Regions from separate parts of the Homo sapiens genome. Here all the other regions are linked to region 1. A link is a contact called in ENCODE Hi-C or POLR2A ChIA-PET data. All regions are on one chromosome and are shown on one strand. The core of a region is the stretch at or near the end of the contact, and the rest is flanking DNA. Distances in the headings are between cores, read along the strand shown.

Region 1 (2,700 bases), core at 6-2,505:
AAAACCAGCCTAATGGCCCATGCCTCTGGAAAGCAGCAAGAAGATAAGCCAAGGTGTCCTGGGGGAAAGCTGAGTCTAATGGTTAGGACTTCACATCACAGAGAACAGGGAGCCACCATGGTATTTTGAACATATGAGTACCTTACCTAAACGAGTTATTTAGATAAGAAGAAGTCTGACAATAATTTACAGGATGTATTGGAGGGAAGGAAAAGCTGAAGGTGAGACCGAACCATGAGGCTGCACCAGAGAAAAGGCACTGGGACTGAAAGAGCAGAGGAAAACATAAAGGGCATTTCAGAAGAGTGAAAGAGATAGGGAGGAAAGTTCCTGAGTTCTGCCTAATTATGTGAGCCGTTCAATACTCACCAGCAAGTGAGGAGAGGAACCAGGTGGCCGTGCACACAGGGATGTGCATTTGCTCTCTTCGACCTGGGGAGAACGGGCAGCCCTGTCAATATTCTCCACTCCTGTATAGGCTGCTGTCAACCAGTCAGCCCCGAGAATGACAATACTTCCATGTTACCCTCCCTAGTTCCGAGTGCTGGCTATGCGACAAACATATTTTTAATGAGAAAAACTATTTTTGTTTCAGTTTTGTTTGAACCACATCATTCACAAATGACTGAGTATAAGAAACAACACAATTCCAAAAATAATGTTGCTTAATTTTAGGATGTCTAGTCTTTTTTTCCCCCTCTTTCTCTCTCAGAATATGCCTGAAAATAGTGGTTAGCCAAGTTTTTGTTTGTTTTTGTGGTGGCTGTTTTGTTTATTTAAACCAGGGTGAGAAATATTTTCTGGGAGTTTTAACTACTGGATCACAAACAGAAAATGGGGGTGGCAGCTATGCAAAAACCCCTATGATCATGAAACCAAGAAGTTATGGTTACTAAGCACTGTGAATTTAACAGGAGCTTAAAATCATGGCTCTGACACCTGGAAAGATGCCACTGGGCTCAGACCAGCCCTGTGCAGCTCACAACTTCAACTGGAATCAAACCTGACCATATCCCCACTTCTCACTTAAAAAGAAATGGTTTTGGCCGTACTGGTAGAGCAAAACCAGAAAATAGACTTTGAATTAGTCTTCATGCTTTGCAAAAAGGTACTAACTTGTTAAGATGCATCCTCCATGTCTAACTAAGCCTGGTCTAATAACTGTTTTGCATCTGTCCTCTAGCAGTCTGCTGCTGATTGGTGGTGGGAGGGGAAGAGGGAAACAGCTTAAACCATTACTCCTGTTTTGTGGGCATTTGAAGTAGCTGCCAGGCACATGACACCACTGCTCCAATTGGTTCAGAGTGACATCACTTCATGATTCAACTTTGTTTGCATTTCGGCTTCCTCCTTTCCAAGGGGTTCTCAACTTCACCCTGCCAAGTCACTTTCAAACAGAAAGAGAGAGGAACAGCACATCTTATGTAGTCATGAAGTGTCAAATGTCCTTTGTGTTTCTTAGCCCAGTTTATGAGAGGAGACCTGGAGAAATAAAGGTTTCAATCAACACCACAATGGTGTATGACTTTCTTCACAGCATGAGGTGGGGGGAACGGGAAGAAAAGCAAAAGGTGGCTGCTAAGCTTTGAGTAAGTTAAAACTGATGGACTTCAATAAAAATCCTCAAAGTTTGTTTTCAAGTGGGAAAACTCTAAAATAGAAACCACATGCAATACTATGCTGGAACCTCATTTAAATCATTCACGCTTCTAAGACTCAGAGAATGTTTCTAATTTAGTCAAACACTACCCTCTCTTTCTCCAAAATAATTATTCTTAATTTATTTCACCTAACTTCTGTTTTTTACATCTTAGCAATGTGACCACCAAAAGCTGGAGCAACTGCTTTCTGATTCAGAAAATAAAAGTTTATTCTGATTTTTATTTCTGTCTTCCATACAGTCAGTTACCAGGGAACTCACAAAATTTGGAGAGTTCGAGCACGATTAATTTTGTGTGTTCAGCTCAAAGGAAAAAGCTTCCTCATAGGAGAAATGCATTAATGGATGAGCGAATGAATAAGAAGCTTTATAACCCAACCAACCAGAAGCCGAGGGGCTCACTATATTAAATTATACCAGCTCTCAATACAATGGGTCAAAATGTATTTTATTTTAAATTCTAAGTTAGGCTCCAAACTTTACATCGGGACCTTGTAAGACGAGATCTTTTATCATGCTAGACTTTTATTATCCCCTAGGAAATGTAGTGACATTAACCAAACACACAAAGCCATCTCAAGCCTAAAAATGCCTATTACTCCAATCCTGTACTCACTTGCTCCCTGCCAGAGACAACACAAAGAGATGAGTATACACACTCAGGAAAACTTCGCCCGGGCCTTCGAGGTAGGGCGAGGACTGTGCACCACACGAGATGACTTGAAAACCTGTAGGAAGGTTGTATCTCAGTGCCACTTGCTTTGAGGAGACTCACTGGGTAACTGTTTGAGGGTGGCTCTAATGCTCTGCAACAGTCCCTGCAGGGACAAAGAGAAATTTCCATCTTTCTGAAGGCCTAACATCTCTTTTCTTGTAATCTCATTGACTTGCCTTGCCTAGACTCACCAGTCAATTATTATTTATCATTTACAGAGTAGCTCATATTGACAACATACCTACAAGTATTTTAGCACTTCATATACCTTTTATGGTATAAGTACCTGTGGAAGGGAAAGGGAAATGAGTTGGCCTGGAGTGGG
Region 2 (2,700 bases), core at 44-2,543, 35 kb before region 1:
CCCCGTCTCTACTAAAAATACAAAAATTAGCCAGGTATGGTGGCACATGCCTGTAATTCCAGCTACTCGGGAGGCTGAGGCAGGAGAATTGCTTGAACCCGGGAGGTGAAGGTTGCAGTGAGCCGAGATCGCGTCACTGCACTCCAGCCTGGGTGACAGAGCAAGACTCCATCTCAAAAGAAAAAACTTCAAGAAACTACCCATGTGGTCATGAAACCAAGAAGCAAGGCATGCTGCTTTGGCTGCACAAAAATATACAGTACAGAAGACCAACAGAACCACAATTCCTGAATTTCTTTCTCTTTATTGAAGAAATTAATTCTAACACATACACCTTCTTATATTTAGGCTAGGACATCTTATAACTAAATCAATCTATACAGTTAATCATGCATTTAAGAATGTGTGTGTTTGTTTTTTAAAGTGATATTTATTAAAAGGAAAAATCCTGGCTATCTGGACACTGAGAAATGCACAAGCTTGCAAAAACCGTAATTTAATCAGAAAACCCAGATACAGTAAAGTTACTTTTCATTTTCTTTTTGTTTCAGAAACCTTGCAAGAAGTTCTTTCCCTTCTTGAGGGCAAAGCTTACGAACTGGAAAGTTTCATTTTAATGGGTTCTTTCTTGGGGCAAAAACATGCAACACCAAATATTCTAGAGTGTCTGAGTGCAAACATCGCAGATGCAGTAGTGCAAAGGAAAAGCAAACACTTTAAAATCAAGTATGTCTTAGTTCAAATCCTGTGTTTACCACCTGCGAAGTGTGTGAGGTAGACAATTTATTTTTCCAGGCTTCCATTTGTTCTTCCGTAAAACAATGTTGGTAGAATCTACCTCATCGGCTGTTGCAAAACTAAATGAAATGTGCTTTCAATACACTGGTCATAATTATGCAGGTGGACATGCTGAATTTTTACACCGATCTCAATATACATGGGCTTTGTAACTGCAATGATAGCTCAGTGGAGCTCAAACTGGATGTGTTTCTAAAAGTCCAAAAAAAGTTTGGACTTTTTTTTTTTTTTCCTCCATTATGACATTTTACTTCTTGCTTAGATGAGAAGCTAAACCCTCCCCGGAGGCTGGGCTTCCTAATGAGCAGAATAAAGTTCTAAGGAACAACCACAACAGAACCAAAGGGTAGACTGAAAGTAGAATTCTGCCATTGAGGAGGCTTACTGGCCTTCCTCCCTTAAAAGCGTGAGCCACTATGTGGCATGTTCAGACTCCTTCAAACATAGCTGGTCCCAGATGTCACACGAAGTTTGGAAAGAGGAAGTTTGGCTGTTCAAAAATAAAAGCAGGGTGCTGATAAGGATGATGATGCTACTAAAACAGAGTGAGAGATTTCTCCCCGCAAACCCTGGCCACGGAGTGCTGTGCTGGTTTGCTGCGCTGAACAATGGAGGAGGAAGCCCAGGCGAGACCTCGTCCACGTTTATTAGCATCCTGAAAGGTGGAGTCTGTGCCTCCGAAGCCCAGAGTTCTCTAAGCCTTTATATCTCGATTAAATGGCTGAGATTGTCCTTGTGTACTTGGGTGGATTGATGTTATTTCCAAAGCATGCAATTCATTTCAAGAGGGGAGAGGGAGGATTAAGTTGGAAATATTTTTCTATTCAAGGAGGAAAATTAAATATAACTGGAAATGTTTTCAGGAAAATGTTTTTATATTTCAATGTTTCCCCAGAGCACTGTGATCCCAATACATCACAGGACTGTGCTAGATTAAAAGGAATGAAGACAAAATGAATTTAAATAAAAACTGAAACTGACCAGCCAGGCTTTATTCTCCATATCTGAGGAAACAACGAAGCGGGGGGAAACTACAAATGAACCAAAACAAGAAATAAAAATCAACTCAACTAAAATTTTAAACTCAAATGAGTGTTTCAATTTTGTTTTAGAATTTTTTCAATCTAGTTTATTTTCATAGCCACAAAAGCTTTTGAATAGCCATGAATTGATAGCCACTTGATTGACAGAACCATTAAGACTTTTTTGGTTGTTTTCTCTTAATCATTTTCCTTAACGCTTGAATCCGCTGATACTCAGTTACAGAAGACGACTTGCTTGTCTTATAGTTCTTAGGTCATTACAAGTACTTAGTATTTGCTAATAATCAACACCAACAGCTCCAGGAAATGTGTACAATTAGACAGCTGGTTTAACTGGTTGTGTTGCATTTTTTAAAACGTGCATACCACCCCCTTTATGAGCCCTAAATATGACAGGAAAAATGGAATGTACAGGTCTCAGTTATCCTTATCAAAATAAACACATATTTTTAAGAGGAAAGAATTTTGTCAGTTAATCCTGTGTTAGATCTGTGATGTCCAGTAGCCATTAGCCACATGTAGCTATTCAAATTTAAATTAAAACTTTAAAAAAATCCAAAATCCAGTTCCTCCGTAGCACTAGCCACATTTCAAGTGCTCCATAGCCACATGTGGCTAGCGGCTCCTGTACTGGACAGGGCATCCACAGAACAGTCCATCATGGTGGAAACTTCCACTGGACGGTGCTAGACTAGATGGAAGAACGGAACTGTGAGCCTTGGGTATTTACATTTATTTTTAAAGACGTAGGCTGGGCGTGGTGGCTCACGCCTGTAATCCCAGCACTTTGGAAAGCCGAGGTGGGTGGATCACTTGAGGTCAGGAGTTCAAGACCAGCCCGGCCAACATGGCAAAACCC
Region 3 (2,700 bases), core at 86-2,585, 46 kb after region 1:
TCTTCTCATCTGTGAAGTGGAAGGATAGGCAAAATGACATGAATAACAGAATGAGTGACTATAACCCAAGCCCACAGCTTAGTGTCAAGGATTGTGAGAACGAAGCAAAAGGCATCAAGCACTCTGAATTGTTCAAATAATGAAGATGATGCCCACAAAGACAGATAGAACATGCCTCAAAGCTTCTCAGTTTTCCTACGACTAAGATAACCAGTCACCATGTGGCATGACTCCGAGGACCACGTACAGGCTTTGCATCTTCTGTGAAGGCTTCAGTTGCCCTTGGGGATACATCGCCGTTCTGTCCACCAACACTCTCTCATGTTCTCAGGACATAATTACCTATTTCTGTTCTATCCTCACCCCCTAAAAGATTAGTCTAGAACCTGTTCTTATTAAGCTCTGCATTGTCATTGCTGAACACTCTGTCATGCAGTAGGTGCTCAATAAATATCTAACCCCCGTACACACATCAAAAACAAAAGAGCATCTATGGGTCTTTATACTGTAAGGTTTTACTTTCTTCTCCCCTACTTCCCTACTATTGGTCCCTCCATCTAGACCTTACGATCTGCAGTGGTCTACATTTGGGACCCTTACAGTAAACGTGTGCCACTTCTCTGAAAAGTCATGCAGCTGCTCCCAGCTCCGTCTCTGCATGACCAGGCAAGTGAGTGCAGACCTCATCTTACATCTGTGTGGTTCTCTTTTCTGCAGGCTGAAATGCTGCTCTCCCCATCAACTGTGAGGATGCACTTGCTGCCCTCTTGCCCACCAAGGTATGGGGCCTGGAGAGCTACGTTTGTGTCTGCTCTGACTTTGGACAGCCCCCACAGGGGTCATTCCCCGGCAGCTCATTCCATCACTGAGATGTGCTGAGATCCCAGAGCCGCCTGCACCCTTGAGGTTCCTCTTCGGTCATCATTCCTTGCTTGGACTTCTTTAGACGTCTAGAGACTTCCGAGGTCGGTGAGCAGACTGTGTCCTTAACCAGCATTTTGTTTCTCAGGGCCTCCCCGGGCCCCTCACCACCTCCCTCTCAGACTCCCAAACCCTGGAACTGAATTCAAGGCAACCTTCTTCCCTCTTTGAAAGGTTTAACAAACAGCGTCTCAACTTTAACCTTGGCAAGTACATTAACCAAGTTCCAGGTCACATGAATTAACGGATGGCCCACTTAAAACAAACCACACTGAGTAGCTACGAGGAATGTCTCCACTGCGGCAAGTGCAAAATCCAAGTGAAGGCCCTGATCAGCAAATTGAGCGTGCTTCAGGACACCCGCCCCTCCTGCCTGGCCCCCTGCCGCTGCAGCAACACATGTGAACTGACACGGTATCTGAGCACACCCCGGGAAACAGACCGCAGCCCTCCCTGGCGCCCAGTGATTACAGGCCAAGGCTGAAAGCAGCAACAAGAACCAAGAAACAAAGCCTTCTGTGAAACCAGAAACCACACAAGGTCACAAAAACAGCAAGAACTTGTAAATCCTGAAAACCCTTCAGTGAGGAATTTTCCTAAGCACCTGTGTCCAGCTCTGAAACAACAGTGGCTTGACACATACCTGAGACGATGAGAGCACAAATCCAGCCGCCCCTCCGGAAAGACCATTCAAGGTCACGGGCGTTTTAAGATGTGGTTCTCTTTTGGGCTTATCTGTGGAAAAACATCCAAGGCACAGACCAAACAGCTGCTTTGAAAACACACTCAAGACAGACCACATCCTTGCACACCGCTGTGGCCTCAGGTGAGAGGAGGTGGAGGTGAGGGCCGCCCAGCACCAATGTCTGGTAATGGCAGGTAGGGGAACTTCACATGCACCTATGTTATTTCAGAGCCTGGGCTCAACAGGGAGGTAGGGGGAAGGAGGGAAGAGGCTCTTAAAAATAATGCTGACAAAATCAAGTACCAAGAACACAAGTGTCCTGATAACTAGTAAGTTTCTTTTTTAAAGAAATAAAATCTGGCTGGGCGCAGTGGCTCACACCTGTAATCCCAGCACTTTGGGAGGCCAAGGCGCGTGGATCATCTGAGGTCAGGAGTTCAAGACCAGTCTGGCCAACATGGCAAAACCCCATCTCCACTACCAATACAAAAAATTAGCCCGGCATGGTGGCACATGCCCATAGACCCTGTTACTCAGAAGGCCGAGGCAGGAGAATTGCTGGAACCCGGGAGGCGGAGGTTGCAGTGACCTGAGATCACACCACTGCACTCCAGCCTGGGCGACAGAGTAAGACTCCATCTCAAAAAAAAAATAAAAAAATAAATAATAAAAAATAATTAAATTAAAATAAATAAATAAAAATTTCTCTTGCCCCTTCCACCCTCCCTTCGGGAGTTTAAGGAAAATCACCACAAAAGAGAAAACCAAAGTCAGTCAAAAGCTGCTTAAAGGATGTGCAATTACATGTGATTGAGAAAGTCTGTATGATTAAAGCCAGAAAGAAGGCTGCGTACTTGGCAAATACTAGGCACTGTATTTAGGCAAATATTCTTTCAACTATCAGTCTCTTCCTCCCACAACACACCTCCCTAATTTGCAAAGATTTGTTTAATAGACCAGTGGTTCTCAAAGTGTGGTCCCAGACCCCAAAAAGGATCACATGGGAACTTGACAGAAATGCAAATTCTCATCATCCAACCAGCCCGAGACCTGCTGAATCGGAAACCCTGGGGTGGGGCCCAGCCCTGTGAGCT

What was found. Hi-C counts contacts between places; a loop is a spot of excess contacts on that map. ChIA-PET counts read pairs that join two places held with the same protein, here RNA polymerase II (POLR2A). Pooled maps may share reads with other maps.
Region 2: a loop to region 1 is called in a map of left cardiac atrium, with 3 times the contacts of the local background. The contact joins two enhancer-like sites. A Hi-C loop is called at or near these places in 7 of 168 maps with a recorded cell type or tissue (HepG2, dorsolateral prefrontal cortex, endothelial cell of umbilical vein and 3 more) and 2 of 50 pooled maps. POLR2A ChIA-PET finds 5 or more read pairs at or near these places in 5 of 52 experiments (A673, H1, Panc1 and 2 more).
Region 3: a loop to region 1 is called in a map of sciatic nerve, with 22 times the contacts of the local background. The contact joins two enhancer-like sites. A Hi-C loop is called at or near these places in 2 of 168 maps with a recorded cell type or tissue (left cardiac atrium and sciatic nerve) and 1 of 50 pooled maps. POLR2A ChIA-PET finds 5 or more read pairs at or near these places in 4 of 52 experiments (A673, H1, HepG2 and 1 more).

What each region holds. Positions count from the first base shown.
Region 1 is chr15:98,821,912-98,824,611 of GRCh38, reverse strand. All of the region lies in intron 2 of IGF1R (insulin like growth factor 1 receptor), which reads right to left. Among named protein-coding and RNA genes, the nearest start is that of MIR4714, 39 kb to the right of the region's middle. RefSeq lists enhancers at 1,023-1,581, 1,582-2,140. Within about 2 kb of position 1,255, at least 3 of the 41 ENCODE cell types and tissues checked have a DNase peak (open chromatin) inside an H3K27ac peak, as active enhancers do.
Region 2 is chr15:98,857,409-98,860,108 of GRCh38, reverse strand. All of the region lies in intron 2 of IGF1R (insulin like growth factor 1 receptor), which reads right to left. Among named protein-coding and RNA genes, the nearest start is that of MIR4714, 74 kb to the right of the region's middle. Within about 2 kb of position 1,293, at least 4 of the 41 ENCODE cell types and tissues checked have a DNase peak (open chromatin) inside an H3K27ac peak, as active enhancers do.
Region 3 is chr15:98,775,751-98,778,450 of GRCh38, reverse strand. All of the region lies in intron 2 of IGF1R (insulin like growth factor 1 receptor), which reads right to left. It overlaps LOC124903560 (a long non-coding RNA gene), which reads left to right. Exons shown (of 2, transcript XR_007064772.1): 1 at 1-2,700. Among named protein-coding and RNA genes, the nearest start is that of MIR4714, 7.3 kb to the left of the region's middle. RefSeq lists enhancers at 341-1,247, 1,248-2,155. Within about 2 kb of position 1,335, at least 16 of the 41 ENCODE cell types and tissues checked have a DNase peak (open chromatin) inside an H3K27ac peak, as active enhancers do.